2 separate regions of the Homo sapiens genome follow, and region 2 is linked to region 1. Evidence: chromatin loops called from intact Hi-C (ENCODE). Cell type or tissue: heart left ventricle. All regions are shown on one strand. Links, peaks and the distances in the headings refer to the core of each region. The heading gives the core; the rest is flanking DNA. Region 1 has its middle 27 kb from the start of BMPR1B-DT. Region 2 holds the start of HPGDS (hematopoietic prostaglandin D synthase).

Region 1 (17,043 bases), core at 3,674-11,673:
CGGTGGCTCAAGCCTGTAATCCTAGCACTTTGGGAGGCCAGGGTGGGCACGAGGTCAAGAGATACAGACCATCCTGGTCAACATGGTGAAAACCCGTCTCTACTAAAAATACAAAAATTAGCTGGGTGCCGTAATCCCAGCTACTCAGGAGGCTGAGGCAGGAGAATCACTTGAACCTGGGAGGCAGAGGTTGCAGCAAGCCAAGATCACACCATTGCACTCCAGCCCAGGCATCAAGAGCGAAATGCTGTCTCAAAAAAAAAAAAAAAAAAAAAAGAAATGTATGGTCTAGTTGGTGAGACCTGAGTAGCACATATGACCTCAGAATAATTAATGATATCTTCAAGAAAATGTGAACAAAAGCATATATTTGACTACCTAAAAATTAAGTGTCCATACATTGAAATGTTTATTTTAAAGATATCCAAACTAAAAGACAAGATTTATTGGCCAGGCATGGTGGCTCACGCCTGTAATCCCAGCACTTTGGGAGGCTGAGGCAGGCAGATCAAGACCATCCTGGCTAACACGGTGAAACCCCGTCTCTACTAAAAATACAAAAAATTAGCTGGGCATGGTGGCGGATGCCTGTAGTCCCAGCTGCTCGGGAGGCTAAGGCGGGAGAATGGCGTGAACCCAGGAGGCGGAGCTTGCAGTGAGCCGAGATTACGCCACTGCACTCCAGCCTGGGCGACAGAGCGAGACTCTATCTCAAAAAAAAAAAAAAATTTATGAGCAAGTTTATTATTACAGTGTTGTTCATTACAAAGCTGCAGATGGCCAAAATAATCATCAGGAGAATAGAAAAGGTACAGTTAGATAATAGAATCATATGCTGCTGTTAAAATGACAATAATAAATTATTTGAAATGATGTACAGTATGCATATTACATAATGTTTTGAGAAAAAAATGTTTTTCACATTTTATCTGCTATTAAATTGAAGAAATATGAGAAAGACCAGAAGAAATGTCTAACATATAAACTGTTACTGTGTCTGAATAAAAGATATATATGCTGAGTTTTCCTGTTTATGCCTTTCGAAGTTTACTCAGATAATCATGAAAAATTTAACCAAAAAATGATGTTAACAAAAATTCTTATAACAATTTAAAATTTAAAATGTAATGCTATGTAAGTGCACAGGTGACAGAAGGGCTGAGATTATTGCTACGGAGTAACAGCAACTTGGGGTACACAGGCAGTACTACTGCAAATGAGTGGTGGCTGTTACCCTCTGCCTTCTTGGGAAGCACTTGGAAGTGTAGAGTGGTCACTGAAGGATTGCCAAGATTGATACCATAAAGTTACTGGAAGATATTCAGAGCCAAATTCAAGAGGTTCATGAAAAGTGGTCACAAAAGGAAAACATATTGCAAAATTATAGGACTTAGGTTTAATGAGCTCTTAGGTATCAATTCAGAGAACATCATCATGTTTATTTTTTAAAGGCGTATATTATGAGAAAGCAATTCAAAAATGAAGAAATACAGTTGGCCACTAGGCATATGAAAAGAGAACATTCTCACTTAGTAATCAAATTAAGATGAGATATTTTACCTGCCATACAACTTTTTTTTTTTGAGACGGAGTCTCGCTCTGTCGCCCAGGCTGGAGTGCAGTGGCGCGATCTCCTCTCACTGCAAGCTCCGCCTCCCAGGTTCACGCCGTTCTCCTGCCTCAGCCTCCTGAGTAGCTGGGACTACAGGCGCCCGCCCCCAAGTCCGGCTAAGATTCTTTGTATTTTTAGTAGAGACGGGGTTTCACCATGTTAGCCAGAATGGTCTCGATCTCCTGACCTCGTGATCCACCCGCCTAGGCGTCCCCAAGTGCTGGGATTACAGGCGTGAGCCACCGCGCCCGGCCTCCTGCCATAAAACTTTTAATAATATTAATTGCTAACATACATTCAGTGTCTACTGTGTGCCAGTCTTTTCCTAAAAGTTTTAGATGTGTTGACTTGTTTGTTTAACCCTCCCAACAATCCTAATAGGTGGGTTCTACCTCTTTGCAGATGAGAAAACTGGGGTATAGGGACAGAGCTCATCAGTGTGAGGAGCAGATGGAACCCAGGCAGTGCAGTCCCAAAACCAGCTTTTTTTTTTTTCGGGGGTGGGTCTCACTCTGTCACCCAGGCTCGAGTGCAGTGGTACAATATCAGCTCACTGCAACTTCTGCCATCAGGGTTCCAGCGATTCTTTGGCCTCCCGAGTAGGTGGGACCACAGACGTGCACCACCAGGCCCAGCTAATTTTTGTAGAGACAGGGTTTCGCCATGTTGCCCAGGCTGGTCTTGAACTACTGAGCTCAAGGGATTCACCTACCTTGGCATCCCAAAGTGCTGGGATTATAGGCATGAGCCACCACGCCTGGCCCCAAAACCAACTCTCACCTACCACACCATACAACCTCTTCAATAAAAATACATATACTGAATATGTAATTATAAACAATAAATAAGATAACATACATACATCCTAATTATCCAGTAATAATGCTATGAATATCCAACATTGTTGAGGGCATGAAGACAGCAGCATCATAAAAACAGATTGATATATAAATTTGTACAAACTTTTGGGAGAATATTTTGGTGATCCATATGAATAACCTTGAAAATGTTCATGCCTTCTTAGTCCGGCAATTCTATTTCTACTAATATTATATGTTATAGTTATGAATATTACATTGTCAATTTCTAGTAATAATCATTAAAAATAATTAGACATACCCAAACATTTACATGCAATGGAAAAAAAAAAAGATCACAATTATCATATACCTACTATTATCTCTTCAGTTGGGTGAAGGAAGCAGGGCCAAGGTAATGTCGACTGTTTGAAAGTCTGTTTCAGGCCGGGCACTGTGGCTCATGCCTGTAATCCCAGCACTTTGGGAGGCCAAGGCGGGCGGATCACGAGGTCAGGAGATGGAGACCATCCTGGCTAACACGGTGAAACCCTGTCCCTACTAAAAATACAAAAAAATTAGCCGGGCATGGTGGCGGGCATCTGTAGTCCCAGCTACTCTGGAGGCTGAGGCAGGAGAATGGCGTGAACCAGGAAGACTGAGGCTGCAGTGAGCTGAGATCACGACACTGCACTCCAGCCTGGGCAGCAGAGCGAGACTCTGGTTCCATCTGATCTAGGTGAATTCCTTCCTTATCATCATGGAAAACAAAAATAAAGTTTATTCTGTAGAGAGGACAAAAACACAGGGTCTCTGGACTGGGGGCACAGCACATTTGGTGTCAGGGACTAAAGTGAATGTTCGTGTTCTGAATGCCAGGACTCCAGCCTCCTTCTCCCACCTAGGTTTCTAATGCTGGCCCTGCAGTCTATACCCTCTGGGCAGAACATTGAAAGAACCCAGTGGCCCTGGCAATTTACTCAACCTCAGAAACCTTATATATGGAAATATATATTTCCATATATATGGAAATAATTATAAATACGCAGAGAGTTTTGGTGAGCACCAAATAAGGTTATATGACTATTAGCATAGTGCTTGCAATGTGAAGTAATTAACAGAATAAGTTATTTTTAAAATTTGCTGTAATTATTCTCATAATAAAGTGAAATTTAGTAATGCTCTATTTGCATATTTATATTTGCATCTCCTACTCAAGTCTAAGCTTCACAAAGTAAGGCATGTGTACTGTTTGGTATTTTATCCTCAATGTTTAGGATAGCATCTGACATTAGTAGGAGTGCAATAGGTATTTGTTTACAATAGAATGAGTGAATGCTTATCTGATGATTAAAAATACATGGGGCCAGTATCAGGTAGTTGAAAGAGAAATGAACTAGAACACAGGAGTCCTAAATTCTAGATCTGGTTCTGCTAGATAACCTTGAACTAATCACCACAACCTCACTGGACCTTAGTTTTGTTTTCTATTAACTGTACTTGTTAATAGACTGAGATTTCTAAAGCCTCTCCCAGCAATAACCTGTTGTCTACATTGGGAAGAGCTGCCTCTGTGGCCTTCAGTGTGCCCAATAGCTATTCTTGAAGTAACACGTGACGGCTTCTTTTGTTCACGTCAGTTAGTAAGCGGGTATTAATTGAATGTTACCACTGTAATAAGGCTGGGAAAACAAAGATTAAAAACTTATAGTTCTGTTGCTTAAAAACAAACAAAAACAGCTGGGCGCGGTGGCTCACGCCTGTAATCCCAGCACTTTGGGAGGCCGAGGTGGGCAGATCACAAGATCAGGATCTGGCCAACATAGTAAAACCCTGTCTCTACTAAAAATACAAAAATTAGCTGGGTGTGGAGGCGGGCACCTGTAATCCCAGCTACTCGGGAGGCTGAGGCAGGAGCATTGCTTGAATCCAGGAGGCGGAGGAGGATGCCGTGAGCCAAGATTGCACCACCACACTCCAGCCTGGGGGACAGAGCGAGACTCCGTCTCAGGAAAAAAAAAAAAAAAAAAAAAAAAACATGAGCAATACCAAAAAACCAGGAATTCAGTAAAACATGATACATCTTTTTTCACCCTATATAATGTTAACAAAATTATATCTATAACCCTATTACTATAAATATTTTTAAAACCCAACATATCCTATTATCTTATCTTTATTAGCATGACACCAAAAACCAGAAGGAATTTATGCTCTAGAAAACTACGGTAAGTTGCTCTTGAACAATACTTTCAAGATTTATTCTCACAGTTGATTCTTTTGACTAGATATTAATTTGTATTTCCAAACTGAATGACATGACTTTCAGTGATGTTATTCATAACCATAACACATATGAAGTTAATTTTTAGGGCTTGACAATTTAAGAAAATAAACATACAAATTTATTCTCTCAACCTTCAGAAAATAAAAAAGTAATAGCATCTGAAGAATTCTCATTCCAGATTCTTATCGTTCATGTGGAATTTCTGCCTGTGTGAACATGGCTGATTGAGATTACTGTATGTGCCTATTTGGAACTGTAAAGCAATATGCTGTTTCCTGTCCATTGTGTTTTATGGATATGGTCAATATGACAGCACTATTGAGGTTCAATTTCCTAGAAAATTTAGTAAGTCATGTTTAAAATTAAAATTAAAACTTACTCAAAGTAGTCTCAGAATAACAGAAGCAGCAGAGAGGAAACAGTAAATCAATTAAAGAAACACTGAGCCCAAGTTGTTACATTATCTTGGTTGAACCAGAAACTTAATCTTTCTGCAGTGGCTGACCTAATTGTACCACTAGATTCCCTTTCTAGTGGCAGAAAACTCTTCCCAGCATCCCATGTGGTAAAATGTATCATGGGGAGCTTCTTTTTCATTACTCTAAGAGTTAAAACTATTTTTAAATTAGCTTCATTGAAGAATAATTTACATATAATAAAATGTACCCATTGAAGTGCATAATGCAATCAGTTTTGACAAATGCACATAGTAGTTTAACCACCACCACAATCTTGCAATAGAACATTTCTAGGAACTACCTTTAAAAAATATCCATTTTCTATTCTTTCGTTTATTTTGTAAATGTTTAGAGCATCTATTTTGCAACAACATAGGCAATATGAATACCAGGCATGAATGAAGCATCTAAACTCTGGTCTCAACTGCTCATACATGTCAAAGCACTTAGAAAGCCCTGCTGGGGGAGGGATGATGGGAACCCTTCCAGAACCAGGGCCAGAAGATCAGTGTAGACTAGATAATTCCAGAAATCCATCCAAGAGGAAACTACAAGGAAATTTGCATTTATCAGGTACCTACTTTGTGGCAAGCACACTACACACGTGAGTTCTTATAACAAAATATTTTATGTAAGGAGAACAAGGCACTGCAAAAAAATAGTTAAAGGCTAAGGCTGTGAAGATGACTTGTGGGCTCCAATCCCCAACTCTGCCACTTACTGGCTTTGAAATCTTGGGCAAAGTATTAAACATCTTTGGTTTTTTGTTGTTTGTTTGTTTTTGCAACATATTCTTGCTCTGTTGCCCAGGCTGGAGTGTAGTGGCGTGATCTCAGCTCACTGTAACCTCCACCTCCTGGGTTCGAACCATTCTTCTGCCTCAGTGTCCCCAGTAGCTGAGACTACAGGTGCACACCATCACACCCGTCTAATGTTTGTATTTTTAGTAGAGATGGGGTTTCACCATGTTGGCCAGGCTGGTCTCAAACTCCTAGCCTCAAGCAATCCACCCGCCTCAGCCTCCCAAACTGCTGGGATTACAGGCCTGAGCCACTATGCCCGGCCTCAAACATCTTTGTGCCCAGTTTCCTCACATGAAACGTAATAATACTTCCCTCATAGGATTAGTACAGGTAAATGAGCTTGTACATGTGAAGCACTGAGGAAGGCACCCAGTATATAGTAAGAACTCCATAAATGGTCATGACCATTGTTAATGAGTTCTTATGCTAGACCAGTGTCTAGCATCTCACAGCTAGCAAGTTTCAGACTGTAATATGAACACATGTGTGTGAGACTCCAAAGCTCATGCTTTTTCCACATCTTGGTTGAATTAGAAAGTGGCAATGATAAGCGGGCAGGAGGGACATGAGTCTGTTCATCTTTCCTTCTTCCTTGAAATCCTGTTCTCTCATCCCCTCCCCCAGTACCTCTAAAATTCCTAACTGTAGTGATGCTGTGGAGCACACCCAGATCACCCTCTTCGGCCCAAGGCACCTATCCTTCCTTTCCCCTCCCCTGTTCTGGGGTTATAATTTAATAATAATTTGACTGTTTATGGCTCACAACTGCATCCCTCTCTGGGAATTATTTTTGGTCAAAGGTAGCTGCCTCACCCAAGGTTATGTCCCATCCTCAGGGACTGCTTATATCTAATCACCATTTTATGTGAGTTTGAGTCTCCAGGCTCTCCTGCTTTAACTCAGGACACCTCTGAAGGGCCATCCCACTTGCAGAGCTCTCTGTGGGATCAGCAGAGGTCTCTGTTGCCACTGATTCCTCTTCCCAATCATGCTTTTCTTACTCCCTTACAAGTGCTGCTCCAGGAGCATGAATCAATAATCCTGCTACATGCAAACCTCCATCTCAGCATCTGTTTCCAGGAAACCCAACCTAGGACTTGGTACTGGAAGTATTCTTAGGAGGCAGCTCTGCAGTGGGGCTTTGGAAGGGGCTCAGCAGACGGAGTATCAAAAGCTCCTGGCAGCTGTAGCAGTTCAATTGTTCATGAGAGGTTAAGGAGTATAGGATACCGGTGGAAAGGAACGCTCTGAAGGATACTATTGTCTCAGGCATTTGAGAAGCATGGAGGAAGTGGTGCTTTTAAGGACCATGGAATTAGATGTCTGTTGCTGGGTATTATTGATGCATTAGAAAAAAGACAATGAAGACAATGGTGATTAATCACCAACTTAAGAAGTGCAAGTTATAGACTGTCCTTGGCTGCGTATAAAGAGGTTCATCTTCTGCAGCTAGAGGGCAGAAAAAGCTAAGCATCAAACATTAGACTTAATTAGAAAGGGGGTGAAGTCCAGAAGTTTGTACTCTCAAATCTGATTTGATTATCACACCTTGATTGGAAAGGACCTGGGACTTAAGAACATCTGGGTCAATGCAATCAAGAACTCTGAAATCTGAGTCTGCTGAACCCTTTGAGCCTGAAGAAGTGGCCCACTCCTCTCTGTTGAAGACTAGTTGAAGGCTGGCCCTTATAATCTTTCTTAAGGATGTTGCAGAAGTCTCTACCTAGCAAGATAAATACACTCTGGCCTGTCACAGTGGCTCACGCCTGTGATACCAACACTTTGAAAGGCCAAGACAGGTGGATCACTTGAATCAGGAGTTCAAGACCAGCCTGACCAACATGGTGAAACCCCATCTCTACTAAAAATACAAAAATTAGCTGGGTGTGGTGGTGTGCGCCTGCAATCCCAACTACTTGGGAGGCTGAGGCAGGATAATTGCTTGAACCTGGGAGGCGGAGGTTGCAGTGAGCTGATATTGCACCATTGCACTTCAGCCTGGGCAACAGAACAAGACTGTCTTCTCAAAAAAAAAAAAAAAAAAGAAAAAAGATAAATACATTCCAGATGATGGGAAATAATCCTTATGAAGGTTGAAGGTTCAGGAGCTTAAAGTTTACAGTGACTTTTTTTTAAGGACATATAAGGCTATCCCCTCAAAAATAAAGGACAAATTATTGCATCTCATATCTGCCACACCTAAGAAAGAAGGACAATGCTTTTAGTCCTTTTAAGATTTTGGAGACAGCTTATCCACTCTGTGTGTCACCATACTCCTTCTTTATACTCTACATCCTGTGATGCCCCATTTAGGATCCTATGGTAACTAGTAATGTATCTTCACATTACATATGTTTAAAAATACACAATAAAGTGTTTTAACCAATATGAAGAAAATAAGGTAATTTGTAAAATTAGTACATATCTTGACATGCAAATACTTTGATTTAACTACACTGAAAGACATAAGTAAGTATTGTAATCAGATTTTTTGAACCTATATCTTTAAGGTTATTGAACCTATATCTTTGAACCTATCAATTGTGATAATTACAATATAGATTGATACATAGTTGAGTTACTCAAATACCAAGGATATTATCAATTATATGGTTTTTCAAAATGGTGATTAGCTCTTGGTAAAGTTTCAAACATTAAAAGTGCAATTATGGCCAGGCGCAGTAGCTCATGCTTGTATTCTCAGTACTTTGGGTGGCCAAGACGGGTAGATAGCTTGAGGTCAGGAGTTCGAGACCAGCCTGGACAACGTGGTGAAACTCCGTCTCTACTAAAAATACAAAAATTAGCTGGGCATGGTGCCAGGCACCTGTAATTCCAGCTGCTTGGGAGGCTGAAGCAGGACAATCACTTGAACCCAGCAGGCAGAGGTTGTAGTAAGCCAAAATCACACCACCGCACTCCAGCCTGGGTGACAGACTGAGACTCCGTCTCAAAAAAAAAAAGAAAGTGCAATTATTTATCAGGTACTTACATTACTGGAAAAAAAATCAATGTATATTGAAACCTTGAAAATAAAATCCTCTGTTTACATATAAAATAGAGTAAGCTTCCACATTCAGTTAATTATAAACAGATTTTTACCTACTGTCCAGCAGGAGATTCAAAAGACGTGCAATGTTAATTAATTCTTAATTGTATGGAAATGTTTTTTCATTGAAGGATACTAAATGCCAATAGTACTTCCAATCATTGTGATAACCAAAAATGCCCCCCTTTGAGGAAGTACCTATCCTGATAAGAACCACAGCTCTAATATGTCTGAATTTCTCCTGTTTCCTTTGCCACTCATTACATGCTAGTTTCTCAAGGTATCAGCTGTCTGTTAGTAACCCCAAATCCATATCTCCAGCATCATTATCTTCTTAAACTTTAGATGTGTATTTTCAATTTTCTGAAGGATATAGAATCTGAAAACCTCACCCATACATCAGACTGAACCTGTCCACCTCATTTTGTTAACTTTTACATAAATCTATTTATATTTCTGTTGTCTTAATCTGTGCCATTCTCATATACTCAATCATGCAAGTTAGCACCCTGGGTATCATCTTTGTTTCCTCCCAACTCTTACTCCCACATCAACGCAATCAGTAAGACCTTCTGATTTTGCCATCATCTCTCCATTCTATAACCATTGCACGTCATACAGAAAACAGTAACCTAACAACCAGAAGAAAATAGCTGGATTGTAAATGTGATCATGTTATCTTCCTGATTTAAACTCTTCAGACAGGACTAATGTCTCTTCTGTGTTCATAAATAACACCTTGCATGTACTTCAATCATTGCCTGTGCCACATTGTATTATAATTACCTGTTTGTATTTCTGCCCCACTAAGCTATAAGCTCCCTGATGTCAGGAATTGTGTTTTATTCAGTTGTACATTCCCAGGGCCTAGCACAACACTGGATGCAGCACAACAGTCAATAAATATTTGCCGAATGAATTAAAGATCCATAAGAAACCACAATACTAATGATTAACTTAATGTGAGTGAAGTAAGGTGTAACTTAATTATAACATACAGATTTGGGTGGCGGGGCACGGTGGTTTATGCCTGTAATCCCAGCACTTTGGGAGGCCGAGGCAGGTCAATCATTTGAGGTCAGGAGTTCGAGACCAGCCTGGCCATCATGGTGAAATCCTTTCTCTACTAAAAATCCAAAAATTAGCCGGGCATGGTGGCAGGCACGAATTGCTTGAACCCAGGAGGCGGAGGTTGCAGTGAGCTGAGATTGTGCCACTGCACACCGCCCTGGGCGACAGAGCAAGAATACATCTCAAAAAAAAAAAAAAAAGAGAGAGATTTGGGTGATGATCTTTACATTATCAATGAAATTATTGACTACCAAACTATCATCCTTTGAAATTATTTCAGGACAAAACAGATATTAAAATAATTTTAATACATTCTTTACCTCACATGAACAATAACAAAAGGGTTGGTCTGATAACTTGATGAACTTATTTTCTCTGTTTTAACAGCTTCTTTAAGCTGTTAAAAAATCTTTTCTAATCAGAAAAGGAAAATGGCTTTCCTGATTGTCCTTTTTCTCATTTATTTAAAAATAGTCATTAAATAGCAACCATGTGCCAACCAATGTGTCAAAAAATGAGAAAGGGTGGGTATGGTATCTAAGATCTGGTCTTTCTTTTGAGGTGTTCAAAGCATGATAGGGGAAAGAGTCATGTAAACAAAATCCCTAAGCACTGTGGCAAGCGTAACAATGAAGTTATGGAAAAAGCATTATGAAGTCACCAAGAAAATTGTGATTAACAGGTCATTGTGGGAAAGATGTTATCTAGGAGCAGGCTTCCTAGATAAAGTCACACTTGAATTTGGTTGTGTTGTTCTGTCAGTCAGGTTAGGTGAGGTTATGCCATGGTAACAAACACCACCAATGCATCCGTTGCTTTAATACATGCGCAAGTTTTACACATCACTCATGTTACACATCCAATTCCAGTTAGCAGGAAACTACTGCTCAGTACAGTCACTAGGAGCCCCTGGTGACAGAGACTTCGTCTCAACAGGTAACTTCATGATAGCTGGAGCAGCGGGAGAGAACTCGGCAACCCTTGCCCTTGAAACTTCTGCCAGGAAATTTCTGCCTGATGAATACAGCACATCTGCTCACCACATATTGGAAAAAGCAAGTCACATGACCACATCTAATTTAAAATGGGATGGGAAAAGAGCGATCTTACCAAATGCCTGAAAGCAGGAGAAACTGACCATTTGTAAATGACCCTAAAGATCACCAGTTATTAAGGATGAACAAGACTGTGTTACATGAAGAAGAGAAGGAATAGCAGGCACAGTGTCACAGAGTGTGTTGTGATGAAACAGGAGCATTCCCTGACCCCCCCTTACAGGATGTGCAACAGGGGTGTGGCTTGTCTGCTTGGCCGCTGAATGCTCAAATCCTTTACAGGATGGGAGCACACCGACAGGCAGGTGCAGGAAGCCGGGCAAGTGCTTTTGGGCTCCGGCCCCAAGGTAGCATCTAGGGGTGGGTGCCTGTGACTCTAGAAGCCCCAGTGGGCATGCCACAGTGCTCTTTTAGCTCTGTTGTCTGCAAACAGCTTAAGAGTTAACCAGCTCAGTGCCCTCTTGGTACCCAGGTTCTTGTCTGGTGTCCAGGAAGAATGAGGTCACACACAGACTCAAAGGATGGTGAATGCAGGGATTTTATAAGGTGATGGAGGTGGCTCTCAGCGGATGGATGCGGAGCTGGAAAGGGAATGAGTGGGAAGATGATCTTCCCCTGGAGTTAAGCTGTCCCAAACACATCTCCTCTCTAACCGTCCCCAGCCAAACTCCCCTTGACTTTCGGACACTCCTTCTCTTCTCTCCTTCTCTGCTGTGCTGCTCTTCTGCTCCTCTACCCTTCTGTTTGTGTGCTCATCTGCTTATGGAGCCTGCGGTTTGCGGTTTATATGGGTGCAGGATAGGGGGGCGTGGTGGACCAAAAGACATTTGGACACGAAAACAGGAATACCTGTTCCCATTTAGGGCCACAGGTTTCCAGGCTTGAGGGTGGGGCCTTTGCCAGGGAACTGCCCCCTTCTACCCAGTATATCCCTGTCTCCTGTCTGAATCAGCACGATGTATGGGCAATGACATTAAGTTTGTGTTGTCTGGGACGTAGGCTATAGAGCCAGAGATGTTAGAAAACAGTTGGAAAGGGAAGTGAAGGCCACGTTGAGAAGGGTCTTCTTAGCAGGTTGAAGAATTTAGACTTTTATCTATCAGTAACATAGAAGTACTTTTCAAAATATTTCAATCAATTTAATCTGTGTATCTATGGTAAATTGGGAGATAATAAGAAGTAGTAGAGAGTAGTTAGAATCACTGTGCTTCAAAAAGAAACTACATACTTGTAAGCCACGTTTCTGTTTTTGAAAAGAAAGAGGATAGAAAGAAAGAAAGAGAGAGAAAGGAAGAAAGAAAAGAGAAAGAGAGAAGAAAGAACAAAGAAAGAGAAAAAGAAAGAAGAAAGAAAGAAAGAAGAAAGAAAGAGAAAAGAAAAGAAGAAAGGAAGAAAGAAAGGAAGGGAAAGAAAGAAAAAGAAAGACACTACCTGAGAAAGCAAAATTCCATTTTGTCCTCTATAATCTGTATCCAGAGACTATGTGGGACATAGGCCCTTGTACTGAGTAGGTGTGTGAATGCAGATCAGCCTCTGGCTGGAGGCTCTGACACTTCCCTTAAGGAGGTTACAGCTTTTAGAAACAACAGGGTGATTGAACTGTGATTTCACCCCTGACTAGAAAACAACAATTCCCCCTGTGGCTTAAGGGTAACCAGGGTTTTGTTTTAAATTAAAAGTAAATTACTTATGTTAAAGATGCCCTAGGGACCCTTAGGTATTCTATCATTTAAAGCAAACCAAGCAGAACTCAGAAAATTATTAGCATTCCTCTAGAGAGCACTTTGGGCTATCTCCTATTGTCCATTCAATGGCCAGTTTATTAGGAACTTTTGTGAGGATTGTTTATCAAACTCAAACTTTTCCATGTAATTATCAGGCAGAGAGAGAGTCTAAATAAACAGAAAACATACGAATAACTAACTTATCTTGCCAACAGATATTGATGAAAAAGCTCAGCTTCAAACTCCACTATGGCAACTAATACCACAAATAGGCTTTATTTTTTTCCCATCACAAAACAAGTTTATTTAATAAAGAAAGTAATATACATGTATGGATACAAAAACCCATTCACTCACTCATTTACTCATTCAATCAACTTCTAGCAAAGGTCCCAGCTGGATCCCAAACTGAAACTCCAACATAACAGGCATGCCTAGTAAACAGACACGTTAGGTCACTTAAAGTTGAGCAAAAGCTCTTCATGGGCACATGAAGTTAGGGTCAGGAGAAGGCAGACAGCAAACTACTTTTCTCGACTCTTGATTCCACTGCACATTTGATGGGGTCTTATGTATAGAGGGACTGTATCCAGATGGTCAAGTTGCTGTCTGGGGAGGGACAGGACACAAACAATACTACTTCTGTGCTCAGGTGTCCAAGGGAGTCAGGGGGGAGAGGGAGAGGGTACTTTCCCCATTTCTACACACACACACACAGCATCAGTATATAGTGGCCTCCACAGAGTATCATGCCATTTTTTGATACCCAGGGCATGTGTATTTGTGTGTGCAAGCATAGCCACCTTGTGGCACAATTCTAGGGAGTGCCATTCTGTTGGAGTGTAAGGAAATGGTAGCCCTGGGGTTGTACAGGGCATAATCTCTATTGTCCTACACAGCTCTCCTGGCAGCCCTGTTCAAATCAGAAGACTGCATCCTGAGCAGAGATATTAGTATTGCCATGTTGGTCTCTTCATGCAGTCTCTAATCAGTAAAAATCAAAAGGGGGCTGGAGTAATCACCATGGTGGACCTACTTTTTAGCACAAAGAAGCCATTCCTTTCAAATTCCCAGAAATAGCTGGGTGAGACATTAAGAGGGCTGGAAGGTCCTGCAGGTGGAAAAAGGAGTGAATTCCTGCTGTTAGTGTAACAGATGAGGGACCCCAAGGAAGCTGGGCTGTAATTTATTCAAAAGCATTTACTGAGCACCTAATATGTCGCAGTACTATGCTATATATATTTTTAAAGCATTTTCAAAAAATAAATAAAAGTCAATGTATTTTACCTGGAAGTGTTGTCTAAAATCATAGAGTTCCCTCTGTGCAGCATCTCATCCAACACTTCCCTCATGATGAATAACAGCCACTTCTGGGGGTAAACACACACACACACCCCCACAGGTTTTCTTACCCTATTCATATTCTCGTGTAAGCAGAAATAAATACTAAAATCCCCTTGGGTGCTCTTTTTTTGGGACTCCACATCCAGCATAAGTGATAAAACAGAAAAGATTTTCTTACTTTCCTTCCAAATTCCAAGTGGTATTAAAAAAGAAAAAGTTCCAATAAAATTGGTGGTGCAGTCAGTTTTGGTGGAGGCATAGCCTTTTCTTTTGTGTTCCAACATACTGCCTACCTCTAATTTGGTCTACCCACAGAATGTCACTGCCAAGGTTGAAAACAGAGGGTCTTATTCAGATACATTCTTTGTATCTCAAAACAACTTTAAGTATTGAGATAATCTGATACAGGTGGCATCTCTTCTTAAATCTTCTTGTTTTGCCCTTGGACTTTGATCACTTACATGGATACAACTAAACCTCTGAAAATGCCTCACAGAAATGTATTACTGTCCACATATGTAAAATCTCCACTTCACTTTCAAGTTCAGTTTCAGTCCTACAAACCAACACAACATAAAAACAAGAAGAAAAAAACCAGGATACTCTGCCAACAAAGTCAACTTTTCCCACAAGATCCAAATATTCCAGATTCATAGTACACATAAAACTTTTTATACTATTGCATTGGAAAGGATATTTCCAGTGATCCACCCATCTATTTTTTTAGCCTTTAACTATCTTAATACCCTGGATCATGCTTCACACTCTAATTCTCACCCTGGACATGAAACTGTTAAGCTCCAAGTGACAGATTTTTATTTTAGGAAAAGAAGCTCACTACTTAACAAAATAAATTCATTTCCTCACATCTATTAAAGTTTGAAAACTGCTCCTCCCTCTCCAAGACTCCGTCTCTAGACTAAGCTAATGTTTAATCCGCAGTTTACCTGGTACTCTGACAAAAGTTACATCAGAAGGCCTTTGTTAAATGTCCTTTCAGAGGTGATAAATGAGAAAGCACTTTAACAGAAATTGATTTTAGCAAAACTCTTGGCCCACTTTAAAGCTTTTTCTTACACCGTTCTCTGTCCTGATATAAAGTCCAGGTTGACAACTAAGAAAAGACAGTGACATTTTAGAGGCAAAAATATCTCTGATCCTATAATTAAAAAGATGATATTGAGAATTGATATTTTCATTACAATTAAAATAGTATTGCTTGATCTAATGATCAAATGAAATTATGTGAGAATGAATTCTAACCCATTAGTGGGCCTTGTGTTTTAAACATTAGAATTTGCTCACTCTCATGAAAATTATTTAACTTGTGTATCTGTTTAGAGGTAATCCTTTTTTTTTTTTTTTTGGTAAAGAAGAAGGTTCTGTGATTTGGGGATAGTGAAATTCATTTTTAATTATTTGATATAAATAATGCATTTTGATAAGTGTTAGTGACTCTGACACTTTTTAAAACTCAATGTTTGTTTGACACCTGGAAAAGTGATCTCTCAATTTTAAATATTATGATGGAAAAGCAATTACATTTTAAGTAATGTTTTGATTATACCTCCCCTGAGCTTTATGGAAGTAAATCTGAGCTCTTGTTGCTGTTTAACACCTATCATGAAGCATAGATTTAATGAAGAACTGAATATGATAATATCATACCCAAATATTGGAGGTGGAAATAGCAACTATGATTCTTGCTTCAACTATGCTAACAACATAAACAGTTTTGCTTTTTATGATTAAACTGAATGGTCAGTTTAATACAAAAAAATGACGACTGTGGTGAGATCAATCAAAATAGTCAAACTTTTTAACAGTATCGTTCACATTTACATTAGTCAAGGTTCCCAAAACTTTAATTATAAAACCTTTTTTTATCAGTTCATGACAAAATTTTTCAAACTTAAAAGAACACAAAATGAGCGATAATTGAAAACATCAAGAAATACCAAGAAATTGAGGCTGAATATACAAGAGAGGGTTATGTTAAAATAGATGTTAAGTAGAGCTTGGTTTAGGCAGCATAAAAATCATAATTTAAATATTTTTTCTAATAGAAAAACATGTGAATAGGCTCTTGTGTTCTTATGTAAACTGGCATAAATATGCTTGTATATTTTATAAAACGTAAGTGCCAGGATCCAAATGGCAAGTTTTAGCAGGTGTAGGATTCACGGCCAGTTTTGTGGTTTATCACATCTCCCCTTACAGGAAATGAAAGTGGAAAAAAGAAAAAAAAAGCAGAAGCTGTGAATCTGGTCAAGGGCAATTGATGCTTATAAGTACACACTTAACTTTCCTGGCTGGCATTCTACAACCTTGCCTGTATCATAACAAACTGAAAAATCACTTCTACAGACAATTTTGTCATAAGGCAATGACACAGCCCTATCCTTATACAGGAGGTGGCTAGAGACAAGGCAAGCAAGGATAAAAAACGGAGCTCAATTTAATAAAATGTGTATACGATATTTTGTTAAGGAAGTAAATTTTTATTATTATTATCTATGATAATAAATTTAAACTGGAAAATTAGGGCCATTTTTTAATCATTAGAATGGGAAGAAAAATCAAATTTGCTTTAATAAGTAGAAAAGGACAAATGTGAACTTTAGCATTGTTCAGAAAAAAAGAAAAACACATGACTTTCAGTAAGGCCACTGAGTATAGCTGTGTGGGTTGAGGCCTGCAAGAGGGCGCCCAGCCCAGCAGACTTGGGGGAGCTAGAACCCAGCTGGCAGTCCTTTTGCAAAGCCATATACCCTAGTGGGTGCATCTGCCTGCCCAGAGGAAGAGGCACTTTTTTCTAATTCTCAAAGAAGCAGAGGCCGTGT
Region 2 (17,043 bases), core at 5,939-13,938, 390 kb after region 1:
TGGAGATCATGGGTCTGTGCCTGTTATTAGCTAATGTCTCCCAGCTGCAAATCTACCCTTCTGTGCTCAGCTGGGACTGAGCGGGGGCTCTGCCAATCACATTTCTCCTTGGCCAGCTAGCTGTCTATTAGATTTTGTCAGTAGAGGACACTACAGGGAGATGTCAAGGCTGGAAGAGGAAGAAGGGAATTGCCGTTTCCTGTTTCTCCGTGTTTGTTTGCTGTACCTCTCGGTGTCAAGCATCACCCTAGCAACAATTCTTCACCCTGTAAGAGGCAGTTCATTCTAGTAGCAGCCCTTGATCTCAGCTCTCCGTTCTTCCAACCCTTGTAGGACCAGCCTCACTGTGCCTCTCAGGGACACTATCAGCAGCTGACCTGCATCCCTCCTCAGAGGTCTGTGTCGCAACCTCATGGGCCCCTCCTCAGGTGTCTGAGCTTCAGTGACATGGGGCATCTCCTTCAAGCTTATAAGTTTAAATAATGTCAACCTCTTTCCCTTTGTTCCTGTAGGCCAGGAGAGGTGAGTTGCTTCCTGTGTATGCTAACCTCCATGGTATTTAAAGGTGCTCTTTTAAACTTTCTAGTCCTTCAATACTTAGTATTTCCTTTTCTTAAGTTTTCTTGGTTAAAATAACTGGTGTGGTCATGGTCTCCTGATTGGACTGTGACTGACCCTATCTTCCTCCATGGTTCTTTGGAGATTGTCCATGGCTTCAGTGTCCTTATATCAGGCTTATCTTGCCACATACCCTGGTTACACTGGGTTCATGTTGACCTCAAAATTCCAAGTTTAGCCTTATGGTCAACAATTATCTCAAAATGACTGTTGTAATTAATTTATGTGTCAACTTGGCTGGGCCACGGGGTGCCCAAACATTATTCTAGCTATTTCTGTGAGGATGCTTCTAGATAAGATTAACATTTAAATTGGTGTACTTTGAGCAAAGCAGATTGCCCTCCATAATATGGTTGGGCTTGATCTAATCAGCGGAAGGCCTCAGTATAGCAAAAAGACCAGCCTCTCCTGAGCAAGAGGGAACACTCCAGCAGATGGTCTCCAGACTTCACCTGCAACATTGGCTCTTCCTGGCTCTACAGCACATTGCTCTTAAACGGGAACTACAACATTGGCTCTCCTGGGTCTCCTGGACTTGCCACTTTCCACAGTCATGCAAACCAATTCCTTAAAATAAACCTCTTTTTATATCTATGCACGTTGGTTCTGTTGGTTCTATATTTATTGGTTCTGTTTCTCTGGAGAACCCTGACCCAATACAATGACCATTAAATATTTCATGAAGAAATGGCTGTTCTGACTTTGCCTCCTAGTACAGTCTGCTATACTGGCTGATAACGGTGGAAGCTGCTACTTCTCTTGCCAACCTTAGCAACTATTTGCGGGCAAAGTGTTCTTAGTATACCTCTTTCCCTGAAAAAAGAGCAGTATATTTTTTTCTCTACGTTATTTTCTTTTTCTTTCTTGTATTTTAAAATATCTCCTCTTTTTGTAAGTTGACAGGAGCACATTGATATTTAGAGAAAAACTTCGCAGCATTATGTTGCTGCCGTAATGCTGCATAACAAATTCTCAGTGGCTTATAACAACAAACATTTTAGTGTCCTCATTCACAAGTCTACAGGGCAGCTGGGATGGCTTCTTACAAGAATGCCCTTCTTATGTCACATCACAGGAGTGGAAGAGGAAAATCCAAACTGTGAAAGCACATTTAAAGCCTCTGGTTGCATCACATCTAGTATTACACTCTGGGCACAGCAAATCACATGGCCAAGTTTCCAGCCAAATGATGAGAAAGTACACTCTGCCTACTGAGAATCCACAGCAAGGATGGGTAAATATATAGAATATATATTCTATGGCTTGCCTATAATATCTATAAGAAAAAAAGATGAAAACCACAATAGAAAAAAATACTCCACGGCAATAGCAGGACATTCACAAAAGTATACACATAAAAATAAAGAAACATGGGATGTTCAGTCTTATCTGTAATCAAAGAAATGCCAATATAAAATACTGTGAGACACTTTTTAACCCATAAGATTGGAAAATAATAGAATGATAAACATCAGCTCATTGGCTAGAGATTAATTTGTGCAATCTTTCTGGATATCAATCTGACAATAGGTATTAACATTTTAAAATGCATATAGCCAATTACTCAGCAATTCCTCTTCTAGGAATTGACAACAAAAGTGATTGTGCAAAGACTTATGTACAAAGGTATTTACTTGGGGAAAAAAATGACCAAATTGAGGAAAGTTCTTTGTTCTCTTGCTTTTACCTGAACATCACCATTATATACATGGCAGAGCTAAATCGATCATTTCATCTGTTGCATATAATCACAAATTTTGTAGTTCATAGTAGACTAAACTTACCAATAAAGTAGCAGATTTACCACCAACATAATAAATTCCTTTTCAGAACTAAAATGTGTCTTTACTGTGAAACGTTAAAAACTATCAGGAAACAGGAAGGCGAATATGAGATAGAAAGATAAAGCTGGAAAAAAATGAAAAGAGGAAGGTTATCAGGCAATTCATTTTAACATGTTCTCTGGGTTTCATTGTAGACCTTTAAAAAGGTTGAATTTTATAGCATTTTGTACACAGATTGTAAACTTTTGGACCTAGCACACTTTGTCGGGAGTTTCTTTAGCAGATCTTATGAAACTGCAGGGGAAGAAAACAAATGCAGCATAGTTGATGCAGAGCGTTTTCAGGCACTTTCTAATAAAGAATGAACTGGGATGGTCAGCCCTGGCTCAGAATTGTGAAGATCCTCCCAGCTGGGCAGGCACTTGGTGGGGAGGCTGGCATTGGTGCTAACAGACTATTGAGGATGGAACACGTTCAAGAGCTCACCCCTCCCCGATTTAGGCATAAAGAGATGATCAGATGGCACTGCCCCTACCCCATTTGTACAGTATCCTCAAAGGATTTTGCTGTTCATACCTTTTCTCCTCTTTAATGCTGTTCTTGATACACTTTTCATTTTATTTAACCTGCCTAAAAATGCTGGGTATGGCAAATGGGCAAAAGACTTGCTGTAAGGTTTTTTTCCTTCCAGATCTTCCCACAAATTGATCCTTCTACCCATTCTACCCAATTCCCCACCCCTACCTCAGCCAACTGTCCCGGAGGGTGATTCTGCCCGACTGTTACATATAAAGAAAGTGGGAACTTAAAATCAAAATGTGAATATGCAAACTGCTCTTTGGGCTACCTGACAAAGGGTGACACAGAATTCAAAAAATATTCAGCTAATATTTATATGAATAGAAATCATATTAATTCATCTTGGACCAAATATTAACCGGGGCAAAACTTTTATCAGGCAGATGAGTCCAGACCACATTAGGCAGAGAGAAAAAGTGTCAGAGAAAATGACTAATGGAAACAAGATAAGAAACACTTGATAAGTTTGACCCTCATTGTTCAGTTTCATTTGTATTTCTAAATTTGATTTTGTGTACTTGCAGTTTTAGAAAAAAAAGTAATATTTGAAAGTATTTTTCCCAGCCTTTAAATTTCAAGTTCATCAATCTAATAAACACTCATATAACTAGAAGTTCTAAACTTGTAGGGAAGTTTCCTTGACACTTATTTCTTTACCCTGGAGAATCTCCCCTTGGTGCAGAATTGTTGTGAACCAAAACTTTGTGAAGAATTTTGGGATAGTTGTAATTAACAGAACTGAGTTTGATCACTCATACCACCACTACTTCACAGTTGTATGACTCTGCATCAGTTACTTAATCACTCTAAGCCTTAATGTTTTCATCTGTAAAAATGGGTCTAATAATATCTGCATTACAGATTTGCTGTGTGCCTTAAATATCCCCACAGCAATCATGACTATGAAATAAGCACACCAAATATTTGAATTCACTGCAATGTTCTCAAATAAGAAGATCTTCAAAAATTAGACTACTCTATTCATCCATACAATGCTTTCCATTTACTTTCTCAGTATGAAAATAATTGCAATTCCTATTGCAACTGTGATTGTGAAGAACTTATAAATCTTTTTTTGGCAAAGTTTTTTCCAAGCAAAAATGAACTGGGAACAGCAGGTAGAAATGTCTATAAAAATCCGAGTTGACAGAAACCTTGGAAGTCCTCTCTTACCTTCCGTGGTTCATTATCCGAGCCAGAGGCGAATGCATTCTATAGTGAGCTTTGGAGTAGAGTCTGATGGGAATTTGGTCTGATGCCAACAGTCACTGTTTTTCAAATGGCATGAATGACTGATACTTTAATTTTTATCTCAGAACCTGTATTTTCTCTGCTTCCCAAAGATTCTCCTATTTCTTTTCTTTTTAAGACCAAGGGATTTGTTGGTGGGCAGCAACGGGTGAGAAGAGGTAGGGAAAGCAGGTTCTAGTGCTTTCTATGCTGACTTTTAACTAATCTTTTCATTTTTGACCTCAAATATCAAATTCACGTATGTGGATTTTGGGGGCCAGGTATTTCATGGATCCTTCAAAGGTGCTTGGGATGGCATTGTTCCCCTCAGTGTGTCTGCCCCTAAACTTAGCTCATAACTTTGACTATGCAGTCCATTCAACTGCCACTCCTCCACTTGCTTCCTGTCAGATAAAGGGTTTTTTGTTTTTTTTTTGACGGAGTCTAGCTCTGTCGCCCAGGCCAGAGTGCAGTGGTATGATCTTGGCTCACTGAAATCTCCGCCTCCCGGGTTCAAGTGATTCTCCAGCCTCAGCCTCCTGGGTAGCTGGGATTACAGGTGCTCGCTACCATGCCCGGCTAGTTTTTGTATTTTTTATAGAGACGGGATTTCACCATGTTGGCCAGGCTGTTCTCGAACTCCTGACCTCAGGTGATCTGCCCGCCTTGGCCTCCCAAAGTGCTGGGATTACAGGCATGAGCCACCGCACCCAGCCTTTTTTCTTTTTTTTTTTTAATGTTTCTTACATGCTTTTATACCCTTTCTCTTTGTCCTTGTTGACTATACCTTTTGTATAATTTTACTGACCTTTCATGGGTCTTGGGGAGGGAAATGAGATTAAGATGTATTGTCAATATGTCATGCTTAACCAGAAGCCTTGAAAAGAGCAAGTTTGGAAATTTAAATAATAGGATTTAAACTTGATATAAATAATACAAAAGAGAAAAAAAATCTTAAACTTGATATGAATAATACAAAAGGAAAAAAAATCTTTAAAACTTCAAGTAAAATATATAAGATTTGTGACTTGTTTCCAGAGATCAATACATATATTTAATTTGTGTACTTCCATTATATAGCTCTTAAGATAACAGCAGAACATTTTTAAATATTTATTTTTAAAAAGCATATTTTCCAGGAAAATTGCTATGTAATTTTATTCCTTGAGTTAATAAACAGGGCTTTGTAAATATGATCCAAAGAATGAGAACTAAAACTAAATACTCAATCAGCTTAAGCTCAAACTTTACTTTTTGACATTCATGGGGTGTTAAAAGATGCCTTTGACTTTGATGTTTTGAAAAGAATGTAATACTTTCCATTTGCTAAGACTGGAAAAATGAGTCATGAACAGCCACTTCACTTTGGTAGCTAATCTGTATCAGAATATCATCTTGCTTAAGCTGTGTAACTAAAGAGATTTTGGTGTAGTTCAGAGCATACGTATTTGTAATCTGCTGTTATAAAACAGAAACAAATAGAAATTTTAAAATTGATGTGAGATTACCACTACATCCAAAGAAATAATATAAAAGGCAAAGATTTTATTCTGAACATTTACAGAAACACAGCAGCACTTTAGCACGAAGTCTAAGTCAGTGTGACATACAGTTTCATATGAATTTGTTTGCAGAAAAGAAAGCCTGTCTTTTCAAATTGGGCCTAATAAAATGTCTGCAACCAGAAAGGGAATAGCCAAATGGTCAAATCCATCTAAAGTCATTAAACAAAAGATGCCGCCATCTCAAAACCATGTGTCTGATATTTGTTACATGAGTCATAGAGTCTGTGCTAAAATTTAGGAAACATTCAAGTTTTCAGAATCAAATTTACACATCATCTTTCGGTTGGTGTCCACAGGGGACAAATTTTACCATTTATATAAGTTCTTCCAAATCGCAGACCTAGTGGCAATTCTGGATCTTGTCTCTAAATTTTGATGATATATTGTAATTGAGGCCTGCAGCTTCCCATGAGTTATTTAACTGTTAACACCAACAAAATGTATGTACTGCTAGAAAACAGATCATTTCTAGCCTTTCATGGACTGGATCCTAGAGTTTTAGAAGCAGCTGGTATTTTCTCTCTCAATGGCTCACTTTATGAAAAGCCAAAGTATATGTAGTAAAATTGTATCTTGGAGGCCAGAAAAATATTTTTAGCATAATTTTGTTCATTGTTTTCTGGATCTTCTTGCTACGTTGGTTCAGATGAAAACAGTTTTTTCTTTCCTTACATAGCAATATGTTGTTTATATTCTTGTATAAGTTTGTGTTAAGGATTGAAGCTTCATTTAATTACTGCAGTCATCTCTTAAAATTCTCCTTTCACTGTAGAATTCTTTCCCTAGGAACAGGGCAGCAAATGTGAGCTGTGTCATCAGAAACCAAGATTTCTTGATTTTCTTTCTTGTAGGTAGCTTCCTTTCTTTGTATCACAGGCCAATCTGAAAGTATTCTTCCAGAAATTCTGTATGTTTGATACGAAGGCATGCAAAGCCAACTTTTTTTTTTATACTTTAAGTTCTAGGGTACATGTGCACAACGTGCAGGTTTGTTACATAGGTATACATGGGCCATGTTGGTGTGCTGCACCCATTAACTCATCATTTACATTAGGTATTTCTCCTAATGCTATCCCTCCCCCATTCCCCCACCCCACGACAGGCCCCAGTGTGTGATGTTCCCCGCTCTGTGTCCAAGTGTTCTCATTGTTCAATTCCCATCTGTGAGTGAGAACATGCAGTGTTTGGTTTTCTGTCTTTGTGATAGTTTGCTCAGAATGATGCAAAACCAACTTTCAGAATAAAATGGTGAGCAAAAACCTGCTTAGGAGAAAGAATTTAGGTCTGAAATTTGCTTGATACTTACAGTTAGGCCAAAGAAAGTTGGATAATCCTGAGAAAATGTCAGCAAATGATTGTAACTTGTTTCTTTTCTTTCACTCTAGTATTCTATATTTTGGAGTCAATCTCATGCAGTAATTAATCGCAAAGACTCTGAAGGCTGACTACTGGGTTCAAATATTGGATCTTCTGCTTGCTAGGTTTGAGACCTTGGCAAATTAAAATCTTGAGTGAGTACCAGGTACACGATAAACTCAAATGTCCGTGTTTGCTATTATTAGTCCTCTGTGGAGTCCTAGAAATTTTCTGACACCTTCTTATTCTCCAAAATTTCCTTTTTCTAGACTTCATGAGGAAAACACACCTCTTCAGATTAATCTGTTTTTGAGATATAAGAAAATTCCAAATATACAAATTCCTTTAATAGGTATATTTTGGTTGCCTCTTCTTGATAACTGCTAGGAAGACACTTTAATCTCACCAAAAAAAAAAAAATTCTCTCTAAATTACACTTTTGTTTGCATTTTCTTAGTACCTATAAATAGTAAGTCCATCCTGTGACCTGGGATTATCAGAATGGGTGGCCTTCCTTTGATCTGAGAATTTTGCCTTTCTTGCTAGACTTGGGGACAAAGGTAACTTGTGTACCTGTAACTCTCAGCCCATGAGCTCTGTGCCTTTTTGGACTTAGTTTTCATTCAATTATCATGTAAGACAGAGAAATGTCTTCAGGGGGAAAATTCTGTCATGAAATAATAGAGTAGGAAGTGACTTCAGAGGTCACCAGGACATCTCTTTTCTTTTCCAAGAACTGAGGTTCAGAGAGGAGACATGACTCTTTTGGGGAACACAGGACAGGGCACAGGCAAAGGTGGGACTTACTGCACAGTCCTTCCTCCTACAGCACAAGTTGTAATGGTACAGAGGTGACATTAATTGATTCTGAAAAAACCTTGAAAAACAAATTAACTTAATGCTTATTTTCTTCATTCTTGACAGAAGAAAAAACATAAAATCTTGTGAATGAGATTCAAATGTCTGAGAAATTTTCTATCTATAAATGCTTTCATGACAAGGCCCAGTCAGTTATGCAATTACACTCAAGGGTGCATGCACTATTTGTGATGTTGTTTTGTAGGCATTCAATGAGGTAATACAAGACAAGTGCTTGGTTCAATGCTTGGCCCACAGGAAATACTTAATGAATTTTAGCTATTTCTATTACTATTATTTGCCTACATATAGGAATCCTCTTTTAGCCAAAAGGCTAGGTAGTGAAAGATTTGCTCATAATCTTGGATATAATTACCATATCATTCTTCACAGTATCTGAAGAGGCAGACTTCAGATAATAGCATTATCATTATTGAAATCTGGGAAAACACAGACACTAAAATATTTGCAGGCATGTTTCAATTACTCAAGTAGGTTAGAAGCAGAAAAACATATTCTTTATTTCCTGTATTTTCAACCCCAGGTTTAAATACGTCACTTTTACATGTTTTTAGTTTTTCAAATAACTAACTATAAAAAGGAAAACTGTTTTATTAAATAAAATATACAAAAGTAAACCAGACCACTCTAGAATCTGAGCAAAGGAAGTTTTGTGGGCTTCTCCTGGATACTTCTCCCCTTCCCCATCAACAGACAAGCTAGAAAAGGAGAAATAGGTTTGTTTGAACACTTCTCTTTTACAAAAATAAATAAAGAGGAACAAATATGTGGGCCACGTTTTAAAAATTGTATGTGTTTTTCCATTACTTATCGAGCAACTGCTTGCTAAGCAAGGCACTAAGTGACTTAAATGCACAAACTCATTGAATCCTTTCAACTCTGAGTAGAATGATTTTTATCATCACCATTTTACAGATAAGGAAACTAAGGCAGCTGCCTAAAGTCCCAGAGCTTGCAAATAATGGAGTGGAGATTCCTCTAAGAGGTCATGATTCCAGGATGAAACTCTTTAATCACTATCTTGTATAGTCACATTACTACACAGGTGGGCAAATAAAGAAAACAAGGACAGAAATGGACTATGATTTAACGTTGGATTTTTAACAGCAGTTAGGAATTTGCTAATTCAATACCACAGGATTAAAAGTTTTCCAACTAGGAAGCCCCAGAGAAAATGAAGACATATTTATTAAATTATAATAGGCCTTTAAATGACTGTGTGGACATGATCATACAACTTGACACGTTTTTTCACGGGTATTTCTCATGCAGTCCAGTCTGGATCCACAACATGCTCCTGAAGGGTGTGTGGCATGAAGAAGTCACTGCCCTGGAGAGCAGGGAACTGAGAGGTAACAATCCATGAGGGGTTTTCACTTTGCCCTTGCCCTTTTCCTCCTCCCTATTCCAGTAGACACTTGGCTCCGTGCTCATTTCCTCAGAAGAGGATGAAGCAGGGTGAAAAATGAAAGTTGCCTGACAGCTACTTCTCTTTCTGCTGTTAGTGCCCAAACCCAACCACAGAAAAGGAAAGAATTCTTGAGCATAGATTCTTGAAGGGAAACGATTTTCCCTTCAGGTGAACTGCTAATAATATTAACAATTGCTCTCACTCATGGATCCCTAACTATGCATTAGGCACACTTTGAAGCACATATCTGTGTACTCATTTAATTCTGTAAAAGCTTATGAGAGAGTTATTACTAATATTGTTAGAATGCTCCATGAAGATTTGTTTTTGTCTGATTTTATTTAGTGCTATATCTCTATTTATTTACTTATTTATTTTTGAGATGGAGTCTCGCTCTGTCGCCAGGCTGGAGTGTAGTGGCACGCTCTCGGCTCACTGCAATCTCTGCCTCCCGGGTTCAAGCGATTCTCCTGCCTCACACTCCCGCGTAGCTGGGATTACAGGCGTGGGCCACCACACCTGGCTGATTTTTGTATTTTTAGTAGAGATGGAGTTTCACCATGTTGACCAGGATGGTCTCCATCTCCTGACCTTGTGATCCACCTGCCTCGGCCTCCCAAAGTGCTGGGATTACAGGAGTGAGCCACCGCGCCCAGCCTTATTTACTGCTATATCTCTAGCGTTCAGAACAATACCTGGCAAAGATTAGGAACAAATAAATATTTATTGTAGAATCAATCTCCATCTAAAGGTGAAGGAGCTCAGGCACAGAGAGATTAAGTTACCTGCCCAAAGGCCCACAGCTGGTAGAAGACTAGGAGAGTTAGAGCACCCCCACCTGGGCTGGGAGAAGAGACAAGAGGATGGGAAAGCTGTGCTTCCCGAGTAGAGGAGATCTGGGACCCTCTCCTGGGACCCTCTTGTGCCTCCAGGGAGGTAGAAAGACCACAGAGAAGAAGTGGCTCTGTTGGGTACTGGGCAGGTGGAATCTCAGGCAGCGTTGTGATGAAACCACCACACTGGGGCAAGAAGGTAGCAAAATGAGAATGCTACAGGAGCTGCAGAGAGCTCCTGGCGTGGAGGCCATGCACACAAGGACAATGGATGCCTCTAGAGCAGCCTCTGTTGATCGGTGACCAAGGATCAAGTGGCTGCTCCTTCCCCAATCCTTGATGTGTTACTCTGCTTTCCTCCAGCCAAAACAACTGGTCGTAAAAGATAAAATTGTAATACAAAATGAGAAAAGTGTTATTTTTTGTATACTTGATTTTTTTTTAACTGAAGCAGTCTCGTATTATATATAGGCAGCATTATGTAAGGAAAAATATTAAATGTGTCATCAGAAGGCCTAGATTTTAATCCTAGCTTGTCCCAACAAAAATTCGCAGGCAATTTACCTAATTTCCCTATGTCTCAGTTTCCTCATTTATAAAAATAGGGATTAAAAATCATTGAGGTGAGGATAAAAAGATTTTTTTGAAAATATAAGTTAAAGCTGTCAAAGATAATAAATGCATTGTGTTAATTTTGTATAGCTCCCACTCCCATCCCATTTGCACTTGATTTTGACACACATGTATCCTTTTTTGGTGGGTAAAGGGCTACACTTGCGTCTTCTCTTTTTACATACTAGTATTTACATTTATTTTCATTTCTGACGTTTATACTAAGTGGATGTAAACATATTTTTCAAAATTAAAAGCACTTTAGAAATAAGAAATATTAAATGATTGATATGTTGCTATTGTTGCCTGTGGGAGTAATTTTCTGGAAGTTGAAAGCCAGCTGGTCATTGAAATGTTTCATGGATAATCCTCAGGCTCAGTAAGGCCCAGGCAGGCATTTTATTGGATCTTTTCACTGAGCTGTCCTAATATTATAGATAAAAATAATTCCTGCACTAAGAAGTGAAACAATAAATTTCTAAAATGTCAGGCATTTGTTACTAAATTGTAAAAGGATCACAAACAAGATGAATTGGAAACTTCTACACCAGGTTTACTTTAAACACTTTGGCTTTTCTGAGAAATGAGAGTAAATGAAATAAACCAGCAACAATGCAAATTTACAGTCCTTGCAAAAACGTGAACTATAAATTAGGGTTATTCTATCATCAGATGTATATTAGTGGTCATGACATGCCTGGCACTCCTCTTAGAACTGAGGAGACAATAGTGAAAAAGACAGTGAAGTGCCTGCCTTTACAGAGCTTACATTCCACTGGGAGAAACCAAAAACAAACAAGTTAAATACACCACATTGTTAGACACTGCCTCGAAGGAACATACAGCAGGTACAGGAGAGACTGTTTCTAAAATAGAGAAGCAAGTCATGTGCACATCTGCAAAGATGATTTCATTACATTCAGGTTTTCTTATTCTCCAGGAGCCTATGGTGTAAAACTGAAAATAAGTGAACATGTAACAGTGGGCATACATATGCAGCTATAACTTTGACTTTACCTTGTATACAAATGTGTTGGTTTATTTATACCCAGATATCCTGTATAACCAGCAGTCTTCGCAGGCTTGAACTGCCTGGCATGCATGTTTTATCTAAGAAAAGAAGGAAGAGCGTTAGGTAGAAGGAAGTTGCCTGTCCTCTCACTGGCTCGTGATTATCACTTACTCGTCATATAAACCCAAGGCACAGTCACATACCCAGGGATACAAGACACTGCAGACTCCCGAGAGACATAACACAGGTAAGTCATATTACTGAACTCCACATAGGTAATAAATGAGATATGCTTTACTCTTTACTTCAGAGTTTTTATTATTCTCATATCCTGTTTGTGACTAACTGTCTTGTGAGCTATTTTCATGATGGTGCTCACTCTGACCTTGTCTTACCCAGAACCTCTCCATATATGCGAATATGTGAAACTCAAATAGTCATTTTTAAGGAAATATAGGTACAGGAGATTTAAGAAGATCTCTTCAAGTGGATTTTAACATAGAAAATATAATCAATGCTAGAGGAAAAATCCTGTCTTAATCAGGGTTTGTTACTACTTCCAGAATTTTCCCAAGTGATTCTTCAATAACTTGGATTGATGGAGTAGAGAATATTATCTCATGGCTGTTCAATTTCTTTCCTTTGCTTTAAAGTTTAAGACTTTTACTGGTAATATTTTATATTATTTTAAGGCACATTTTGTTGAAGCATCTCCATGTTTTGATAAGAATTGCAACCTATCATCTTTTGGCTTCAGAGATGGTTTAAGGGATTTACCCCAGGCCAGGAATTTCAACTCACAGCTCCCAAAGGATATTTCAGTTATTCCTCTTGCTTTGGCTTTAATGTGAAACAGTCACTTAAAATGACATTTAGTTGATATTTGATAAAAAAAAAAAAAATAGAGCTTTCAGCTTGCTAATTCAAAGTTAAACATCCAGTGCTTGATTGAAATCAATATCTTACTCAGTCAACAACAATTCTTCTATTTCTCTATTGTCCTATAATTTAACTCCAACCTGGCAACTTTTCCAGAATTGAACTTGAAATGCCCAGGGACACTGTGAAATGAGGGAAATTAACATTCTTTACCATCAAATGTTAGGGGTAATAAAAAGCTGTTTTAATGTCAGTATATGCAAGAAGTTCCCCTGTGAACAATAGTATCTCACATGATTGCTGTCTGAATCCAATTTTTACATTTCAGAACACCAGGGTCTATATAATAGGAGTGTAAACATGCTCTAGGCCATTACATTTTGTATAAGTTTATTACTGGGCAAGTTAAGATCTGCATCTTAAACTCAAAGAAGAGCTATAGCAAATTCACAAGTAATCTTTGTTTTTATATCTCTAACTCAGATTATTGCGCAATTACTAAGCATGTAAAAAACTGTGTCTGGAATGCCCAAATATGTTTGAATTCTTGATGTGTCGTATTTAAGAGTAAGAGCTTACGTTGGCTAACATTTTGTATTGAACTGTAGAATGGTCAATACTTAATTCCTCATTTGTAAGTTTTCTATCTAACAAAATTATTCCAAAAGTTCTCTTTTTTGAACTAAAAATATTTCGGCTGAAGTCTTTATTAAGATGTTTAGTATAGGCATTGGATATTGATTAGCCTGTGTTGTCAGAGAGTTGAAATTGGATTGTTGTCATCTTTCTGGCACAGAGACTAGAATTTTTGAGACTATTTTTTACTGTGCTTTTACAGCAGTATACGGAATAATATATTGTTAAATTGTTTTATTATAAAAGTTTGTAATTTTTTCAATGATTATGTTAAAATTGCCTCTGGGATTGAATTAATCAGATGAAATAAATCAGCATTGTATTAGTTAGTTTTCACGCTGCTGATTAAGACATACCTGAGACTGGGTAATTTATAAAGAAAAAAAAGTTTGGCCGGGCGAGGTGGCTCAGCCTGTAATCCCAACATTTTGGGAGGCCGAGGCTGGCGGATCACCTGAGGTTAGGAGGTCCTGGCCAACATGGCGAAACCACGTCTCTACTAAAAATACAAAAATTAGCTGGGCGCGGTGGTGGGCGTCTGTAATCCCAGCTACTGGGGAGGCTGAGGCAGGGAGAATCGCTTGAACCCGGGAGGCGGATGCTGCAGTGAGCCGAGATTGCGCCACTGCACTCCAGCCTGGGCGACAGAGCAAGACTCCGTCTCAAAAAAAAAAAAAGAAAGAAAAAAAAAAAGAAAAAAATTTGCCGGGCGTGGTGGTTGGTGCCTGTAATCCCAGCTACTCTGGTGGCTGCGGCAGGAGAATCGCTTGAACCCGGGAGGCAGAGGCTGCGGTGAGACGAGATCACGCCATTGCACTCCAGGCTGGGCGACAAGAGTAAAACTCCGTCTCAAAAAAAAAAAAAAAAAAAAAAAAAGGGAGGGGGGCGGGCCGGGCCCGGTGGCTCACCCCTGTAAACCCAGCACTTTGGGAGGCTGAGGCAGGCGGATCACGAGGTCAGGAGATCGAGACCACCCCGGCTAACACGGGGAAACCCCATCTCTATTAAATATACAAAAAAATTAGCTGGGCGTGGTGGCGCGTGCCTGTAGTCCCAGCTACTCGGGAAGCTGAGGCAGGAGAATGGCGTGAACCCGGGAGGTGGAGCTTGCAGTGAGTGGAGATCACGCCACTGCACTCCAGCCTGGGCGACAGAGAGAGACTCCGTCTCAAAAAAAAAAAAAAAAAAAAAAAAAAAAAAAAAAAAAAAAAAAAAGAGAAAGAAAGAAAGAAAGAAAGAAAGAAAGAAAGAAAGAAAGAAAGAAAGGTTTAGACCAGGCACAGTGGCTCACACCTGTAATCCCAGCACTTTGGGAGGCCCAGGCAGGCGGATCACAAGGTCAGATGATCGAGACCATCCTGGCCAACATGGTGAAACCCCATCTCCACTAAAAAATAAAATACAAAAATTAGCTGTATGTGGTGGCGCACACCTATAATCCTAGCTACTTGGGAGACTGAGGCAGGATAATCGCTTGAACCCAGGAGGCGGAGATTTCAGTGAGCCCAGATTGCGCCACTGCACTGCAGTTCCACATGGCTGGGGAGACCTCACCATCATAGCGGAAGAGGAAGGGATGTCTTACATGGCAGCAGGCAAGACAGAACCAGAGCCAAGTTAAAGGGGAAATCCCTTATAAAATGATCAGATCTCGTGAGACTTATTTACTACCATGAAGTCAGTATGGGGGAAACCGCCCCCATGATTCAATTATCTCCCACCGGGTCCCTCCCATGACAAGTGGGAATTATGGGAGCTACAATTCAAGATGAGATTCTGGTGGGGATATAGCCAAACCATAACAAGCATTCTATAAAGTAAAAAAAAGCTACAAGAAAGAAAGAGAAAGAAAGGAAGTACCCAAGATAGTACTTTAAAAACACTGTTATTTCCCATATAAAAGAGCTTATTTCCTAATGCATATATTAATATTAAAAGTTAAATCTTCTGCAGTGGATAGCTATGTTCATATGAGTTTATATGTCTAAGTTTTTATCCAGGGTATTTATTAGTCGTTTATGTGTTCTTTGATAAACCGTATAGGTTATTTTTCAAACAGAATTCTAAATGAGCTTTTTATCTATCTGCTGAATTAGTAACTTTACACGATATACTTTGGGGTGTAAGGAAGCCAGTGGTTAATTTTAGATGCAAAGATCTTTAGATGTAAATATCTTCAAACACAATCAGCTTTTAAACTTCAGGCTTCTGTATCATTTCAGGAAACATGCAGTTTTCTCTACATGAGATTCTTAACACAACGACAGTGGAAGGGTTCAGAAATGAAGCTAACAGGAAATAAGGGACCAGAATGATACTGCAGTTTTGCTATGCTAGTCAAATCATACCAAGATAACCTAGATGTTATTTCTGTGTTTGATAGAAAGTTGGGGTCTAATTATGCTTATTTTCCCTCTATTGTCTCAGAACCATTTTAGTCTAGTTTCAGTCTCAGAACCATTTAGTCCTCACTCTATGTCATGTCTGTCCTATATATGAGGTTCTGTTTTAAGACAATGCACCTCTGAGCAAATACCGCATTACAAGGCTTTTTATCTAAGTCTTGCTATCTGGTACATCAGGTCCTCCTCTCCTGTTCTCTTTTTTTCTTTGTCTTGGCTATTTTGGTCCTTAGCATTTCCATTTGAAATCTAGGATCCAGTTTATCTGTAGAATCTCTCGAAGTTTAAATATAGACAATCATTTTGGACACAGCAAATGGATGCTGTGTCGCTCCCTTCCTACTACTTAACAAATGTTATTTATTGTTGTCTTACATTATTGAATTAGCTAGGCTGTCCAGCATTATGCTGAATAGTAGATGTTATAGTGGGATTCTTGTTACTTCTGACATTAAAGAAAATGCTTTTATTGATTCACCATTATGTATTATATTTGCTATAAGTTTTTAGTAGAGACTCTTTATATGGTTAAGGAAGTATTCTTCTATTGCTAGTTTGATAAGAGGTATTTTATTTTGTTTTTTCATTTTGCTAAGAATTTTGATCACAAATGAGTGATAATGTTATAAATGCTTTTTAAAAGCATTTAGTATCTATTGAGATGATAGTATGTTTCATGATAATTCTGTTTCTTATTTTTGAGAGAGAGTGTCTCACTGTCGCCCAGGCTGGAGTGAAGTGTCGCGGTCTTGGCTCACTGCAACCTCTGCCTCCCAGGTTCAAGCAATTCTCGTGCCTTAGCCACCTGAGTAGCTGGAATTACAGGCTCACACCACCACATCCAGCTAATTTGTATATTTTTTTGTAGAGACGGGGTTTCACCATGTTGGCCAGGCTGGTCTCAAACTCCTGACCTCAAGTGATCTGCCCGCCTCGGCCTCCCAAAGTGCCGGGATTACAGACGTGAGCCACTGCACCCGGCCTGATTTTTCTCTTTTAATGTAGTTTATTATACAGATGGATGTTCTGATATAACATCTGGTATTCCTGAGACAAACAGAAAATATAATTATGCAAATAACTACAGAAATGTCATGTAAAAAGTACAGCTTCATTAATGAGTTACAACTGTTGAAAGAATATTTTAAAAGGAAAGATAAGCATTTGTTAGCTGCTATTGGGCCTCTGCCAAATCTTAGACTTCAAGATATTTTTGCAGAGAAATATAGATAGCTACCAACCTATGC

Evidence for each region. Peaks named below come from ENCODE experiments on the same cell type or tissue, not always from the same donor. Only the 100,000 strongest peaks of a DNase experiment are listed, where the experiment ranks them.
Region 2: a loop joins it to region 1, with 2.8 times the contacts of the local background. A loop is called at or near these places in 9 of 110 quality-filtered maps.

Annotation. Positions count from the first base shown.
Region 1 is chr4:94,722,344-94,739,386 of GRCh38, reverse strand. No RefSeq gene overlaps it. Among named protein-coding and RNA genes, the nearest start is that of BMPR1B-DT, 27 kb to the left of the region's middle. In heart left ventricle, for the core only: a CTCF peak has its summit at 7,408; no DNase peak of the experiment used is centred there; H3K27me3 peaks cover 814 bases.
Region 2 is chr4:94,337,878-94,354,920 of GRCh38, reverse strand. It overlaps HPGDS (hematopoietic prostaglandin D synthase), which reads left to right and starts at 12,085. Exons shown (of 6, transcript NM_014485.3): 1 at 12,085-12,126. In heart left ventricle, for the core only: no CTCF peak of the experiment used is centred there; no DNase peak of the experiment used is centred there; H3K4me3 peaks cover 868 bases.